Regions from separate parts of the Homo sapiens genome. Here region 2 is linked to region 1. The links are chromatin loops, found by intact Hi-C in ENCODE. Cell type or tissue: MCF 10A. All regions are shown on one strand. Links, peaks and the distances in the headings refer to the core of each region. The heading gives the core; the rest is flanking DNA.

The links. A loop is a pair of places that touch in the nucleus more often than their neighbours do. Peaks named below come from ENCODE experiments on the same cell type or tissue, not always from the same donor. Only the 100,000 strongest peaks of a DNase experiment are listed, where the experiment ranks them.
Region 2: a loop joins it to region 1, with 2.8 times the contacts of the local background. A loop is called at or near these places in 2 of 110 quality-filtered maps.

The regions. Positions count from the first base shown.
Region 1 is chr3:36,647,100-36,650,022 of GRCh38, forward strand. No RefSeq gene overlaps it. Among named protein-coding and RNA genes, the nearest start is that of DCLK3, 120 kb to the right of the region's middle. In MCF 10A, for the core only: no CTCF peak of the experiment used is centred there; a DNase peak (open chromatin) is centred at 1,682.
Region 2 is chr3:36,596,366-36,599,288 of GRCh38, forward strand. No RefSeq gene overlaps it. Among named protein-coding and RNA genes, the nearest start is that of DCLK3, 170 kb to the right of the region's middle. In MCF 10A, for the core only: no CTCF peak of the experiment used is centred there; a DNase peak (open chromatin) is centred at 1,266.

The sequences.
Region 1 (2,923 bases), core at 334-2,833:
ATACTGTTTGAGATTTCCAAATGCTTTACATTTTGTATCTCATTTGATCCACGTAATCAACCCTATAAACCAAACAGTAATTGTATACAGGAAGAATCTGAGGCTCAGAAAGATTACCTTGTGAAAAGCTATGCAGCAAATGACTGTGTTAAAGCTCAATTCTAGCTAAAACTCACTCCTGGTACAGTACTCAGGTCACATCTTATTTATAGGAGAGCAAGACAAATTGAAATTGAAGTGTGGGAAGTAGCTTTGGTTTATTAAAAGATGGCTTTCTTTTGAGCATGGAAATAGCAAAATATTGACACAATGAAAATATCAGCAACAATCTCAGGCAGAATTATTCTTTGGGTTTTTTAAATGTGACATTAATCAGCTACTTAGCAAAAACTTTAAGAGTTGGTTTCCCCCACATAATATTATGAAACTGTCACCTTTCCTATCTCTGTTAGAACCCTGGGTTGTTTTTTGTTTTGTTTTGTTTTGTTTTTGTACATCTCGTGCTACTATGACTCTTGTTTGTTTGCTTGTATTTATCCGCTTATGTTTAGAAAGCATTTGAGCTGGCTCAAGACTTCTGCCTTGCGCCAATCATATTTCTCTTGGTGTGCTTGCAGAATTGCCTGACACTTTCATCATCCCTATGATGTCAGCAACTACTTAAAGCTGATTTTGTGACCAGTCAACATATATCACAAGACTACATCAATATATAAACATATGAGTAAACAAATCTGTCCAGTTTTTAAAATTATGAAGGTTGATGTTATGATCACAATAATGACAATGATGATGCCTCTCCCCACAACATCAGAGCAGAACAAGCAATTTACTGGCTTCCTACAGAAAGCAAAAAGAGGAAACTATATAATTTGAACCTTTCTTTAGGGAATATGGTTCATACTCTCCAAATTTAAGCCAGCCCTGAGAGAGGTGAGCTGGAAAGTCTGTACATCCAGCAGACGTCTCTTGCAGAGGAGAATGAAAGCTGTTTCAGGACCATCAAATATTTCTGCTCAATAAAGGTTACAGTGTTTATCCTGGAATCAGATGCTAGATTTCTAAAGAATGAAATGTGAAAACACAGAAAATTGTTCAGTTAGACATTCACAATGAGCATCAAGGAACTTATGTACAATTTTTTTTCATGCTTGTCTCAAAAAAAATCCCATTTTTAGTTAAATGAATCTTTTACATAAGACTTAGAAACAAAATATACTATTTTACGTAGTGTCATATACAGTATTTGAATGTTTATCTTACATCTAAAAAACTTCAGAATTCTCGCATCTTTTTGCATAGCCAGTTTTCTTATGTAATATTGAGAAATGCAATTATGAGACTTCAAAGGAATTTCACGAAATCATGAATTCCTAAGACTCTGACTGCCTACCTCATGCATCTCATTTTTTCTCATCATTAGTTGTCTAAATATGTTTTATGTTAAAAATTATAGCAATAAGGGATGGGAACTTAAAAAGGAACCCACATTTTTCTTCTTATTAAAAAAAAAGTGAAGAATTATCTACCTCCTTGAAAGATCAAGCCATTCTATGAACTATCAACATCTGAAAAATCCTAAACCCCTTTTCAAACTCATTCATTTGTGTGTGACTCATTCACAGTAAATCTATGCCCGAACAGTTTTAGTCTTAACCAAATGTTGACCAAGCTGAAAGTATGCTAAAAGCTCTGCCAACTCGCACATATTTTTGACAACACAGACAGCCACAAATGTCACTTATGAGTAATCTTTTTATTACTTCTTGGCTAGTGATTACTCTCAAACTCCTTTGCCTATAAGATTGTGCTCATGCTTTTAATATTGGTTCTCTCCTCTTCCCCTTTCTGTTGGCCCTCATTAGTCCTTGCACACAGCATCAGTTCCTGATCTCAGTCCTAATGCCATCCTGATTAGTTCTCCTAACATCAGACAAATCCAGAGGCTGTCAACAGCCAATGGAGTTGGGAAATCATCTTTTCCAGATCTTCATTTTAAAGTAGGAAACCCTGATTTTACACAAAAAATGGATGGTATCCCATCCTCCAGCAAAGGCCAGCCTGCCCATCTGGTCCCCTGTGTAAGGGTCTCCTGAGTGCTTCGGTTTTTCTATTCCATTGAGGTATCCAGAACCAAGAGAGAAATTCTTCTCTGGCCCCAAGTGACACACAGACTGAGCCCTGCTTTCTTACTGCCTTCAAGACAGCCCTACATACCTGGACTATGTCCTGTTTCTGCTCATTCCATATGTTATTACAGAAGTCCTGTTTCTCCTCATTCCATCTGTTATTACAGCCAGAATGGTGAACTGATCCTTACATATTATCTGTGCTGCACCCACCTCATTTCCCAGAATCAGATTCTCTTCCAAGGTCCATGCCTGGCTTCAGTGAGAGTGGCCATGTTCTTGCTATGGCAGAGCTGAGTAGGCTGGACCTCAACAGGACCCAGGCCACTGTGTGTATGACATGTTGCCTCCGTGCTCCTGAGAGCAACCCCCATCCTCCCTCTTCATCTCTTCATCTACTCTTGGGGGCTCCCCTTCACCTCCAAGGAAGCTGCATATCTGGCATTACCTCCTCATCAGGAGCTACCATTTCCTCAGGAATCATCAGAGCACCTATTTCTAAGATAAAGTGACAGAGAGTATGTCTAACAAAAGAGAAATTGCACCCAACTTCAGGTATTAAACTTTAAGGTAATAGGCTCCTTAAAGCCCAAAATAAACAGCAGAGTTTCTTGGGGCATCAAATTCACTTAAAAGCAGTAACTTCAAATTTCTTATATATTAGAATAAAGGATGGATTACTGTGGAGTAAAATACAGAATGTATATTAATATTTAAAGATAAAATCTAAGACCTCTAGGAAATCTTTAAATTCAGGTGGAAAATATCAGCTTGACTCTAGACCACCCTCACAT
Region 2 (2,923 bases), core at 126-2,625, 51 kb before region 1:
AAAAATACGCCACTTTGATCTACCACCCTCACAATTTACCACAACTCCATTTCCTTAAGTGCCAAGTTATTTTAAAGTCTCCATGCGTTGTCCTGCCCTTACTCCCATTAACTCACACCTCCTGCTCCCTCCCCTGTAATGAATAATGACGATCACTCATCAACAACCTTTGCCACATGACATTGAGTGCTCCCAAGTTGGCAGGATACACTTCTTTACTCTACTTGCAGTCCTCCTGGGCCCCTCCCCTCATGTTGGCCACATGACTGCTGTGGGACAGTGGAATGTGGACAAACATGAGATTTGCCACATGTGAGCAGAAACTTTAAATGTGCTTATTCAGCCAGATTAGCCTCTTGCATTTTTGCCTTTTTCTACAAGAGCAGTATGAAAAATAGGGGCTACTCCTTTAGCCTGAGTCCTGGGATGAGAAGATGCCTGGAAGCCAGGAAAGGTCTCCACAATCACAGCCAATTTGTGGATTTCATGTAATGTCAGAAAGAAATAAGTGTTTAGTTTTATTCTGTTGATAATTGAGTTGTTTGTTACTGCAGCAAAAGATGACTAATATCTAGCACCTGTTTTCCTGCCAATCTAAAAGTTTATCACTATAATGATCAATAAGGGATGATCTGCCAAGGACCATCTCCCTTCTTCACAGAACTCCCCCCTTCTCCTCCCTCTCTCACATACATGATTCCCACGGGTATTGCCATATTTGAAACTGTCAGCTTCCCTGACCACCAACTACTGGCTCATAGGTGGATATCTAACCCAGTCTGCCATGGGGAAAAATAGCATGAAATGATCATACACAGAGTAGCAGGCGTGAAAGGGAGGATCCAAGGGAACTGGAGCCACTGGTTAAGGTTGTTCTATGTCTATAGCTGAACGTTTATGCCCAGGACAGAGTTCCCAGCTAAGAGGGGAAGGGCCAGGATGACCACAAGTGGACAGAAAGGCAAGAGGTCCTCTGTTCAGACAGGAGGGGCTTCCCACAAGTCATATGGTGGCTGGGGGGCAGCAGCTTGAAGGGACAAATCCAGGCCGAACAGGTCAGTGTTAAAGTGGTTTAAAGTAAGTTCAGACACGGGCTAGACCAAAAACTTGAGGCACTATCCAAATTCCTCCATGTTGTGAAGTTATGTCTAAAGGAAGAATAAATACAAGGGCTGTAGCAAAGCTGATCAAACAATGGCACTGGGAAGAGGATTACCAGGCGGACCTGAGCCACTAGAGGAGAGATTACATCATCAGTGTTCTGACAAGTCATCCCAGGAGAGTGAGTAAGAGACTTTTTCAACCCAAAGGGCACCTTGTTAAAGCCAGCCTGGGGCCAGCCCTCCATTTGTTTCCAGTGTAGCAAGCCTGATCACAACTAGAATTGCTGGGCCCCAACCCCAGACCCCCCAACTCTGATATTTCACAAGAAGAGATTCCAGAACAAACACAGGATTGTTCTGGGCTTTAAAGGTAAAATGGCCTTTCACTCCACACCCCAATTATGTTTTTTCAGTTGTGGCGAAAAAGAGAACTCTGTACCAATGAGAAAAGTATTCACAAACACACCGTATTTCTCCTTTTACAAAGAAAGAGGCTAATGCAAGCAAGGCACCCACCTAATACTTATCCTTCCAGGGTATAAGTTCGGAAATCTGTGGGTTGTTGGGTTGGGAAATGGAAAAATCATGATAGGGAACTGACTGGGGAGTTATCCTATTGGCTCAGTCTCTGTTGACTCTTGTGAGGCTGAGGTATGTCCCATAACAGTCACAACTTCCCCAGATCTCCCTCTTCAGGCCTCTGAAGACCTTGGACTTACTTGGACTTACACAGGACAAGGCTAAATTTGGCACAGAAAATGGCCTTGTGGGAGAGAGGGCCAGTGCAGCTGACCTGCTGCTGAAGAACCAGGTAAATCAAGAGAATGATGAGCACAGCCAGGCAGGATTACAAATTACGAAGTGTGGCAATAAAATAATAATCACCAACACCTCCTGAGTGATGAGTAAGTGCTAGGCAGTGATCTAAACATACACACAGAATACTTATTTGAACCCTCATTATCAGCTCTCTGAGAGAGATGCTATTAGAAGTTCCATTTTACAGTTGACAAAACTGAAGAATGACAAAGTTTAATTAATTTCCCCAAGATTTATCCTAAAGATGTTCTTAAGGACATATGTAAAGACCTAGCAACAGGAATGTTTATTATAGCCACTGTTTTTAACACTGGTAAGATTTTAATAGTCACAATGCAGGCAAATATTCAACACTATGGAATGAATTAAATAAATTACATCTAAACAATAATTAAAAATAATCTACTGGGTGTATGGTTTTGAAATAAAAACCTATCATAGATTATTCAGTGAAAAATCAGGACACAAAATAAAGTATAATCTCATATTTTGGTAATTATAAATATATATGTTTTTTAAATTTCTGAAAGAATTTGCATCAAAGTGTTAATGGTGATCTGCAAACGTAAGGTTGTAGGTTCTTTTTGACTACCCTTTTATTTATGCAAATTAGAAAATAAAAATGAATTGCTTTTCCATAAAAGAATAGCTATATTATTTTGTAAATAATAAAGTAGACGTAGGATTATCTACATATTGATATCATGTTTCTGGAGGGCTCTTAATTCCATGTACATAAAAGCAAGTGGAATTAGTGTAACCCAGCATTTCCCAAAAGCGTATTGCTAAGAAAAAGGGTGTTTCATGGTCAAATAAATTGGGACATTCTGCATGCTCCTCTTGAAGATTCACAATGCATAAATTCTGTTTAAAAAGAAAAAACAGTTTAATGGGTTTAACCCAGCATTTCCCAATCTTATTTAAATGAAACTCCTTTATTTATACTTACAAAGTATAAATAAATACTGATTTATAGTTCAAGAAATGCTCACACATTTTGG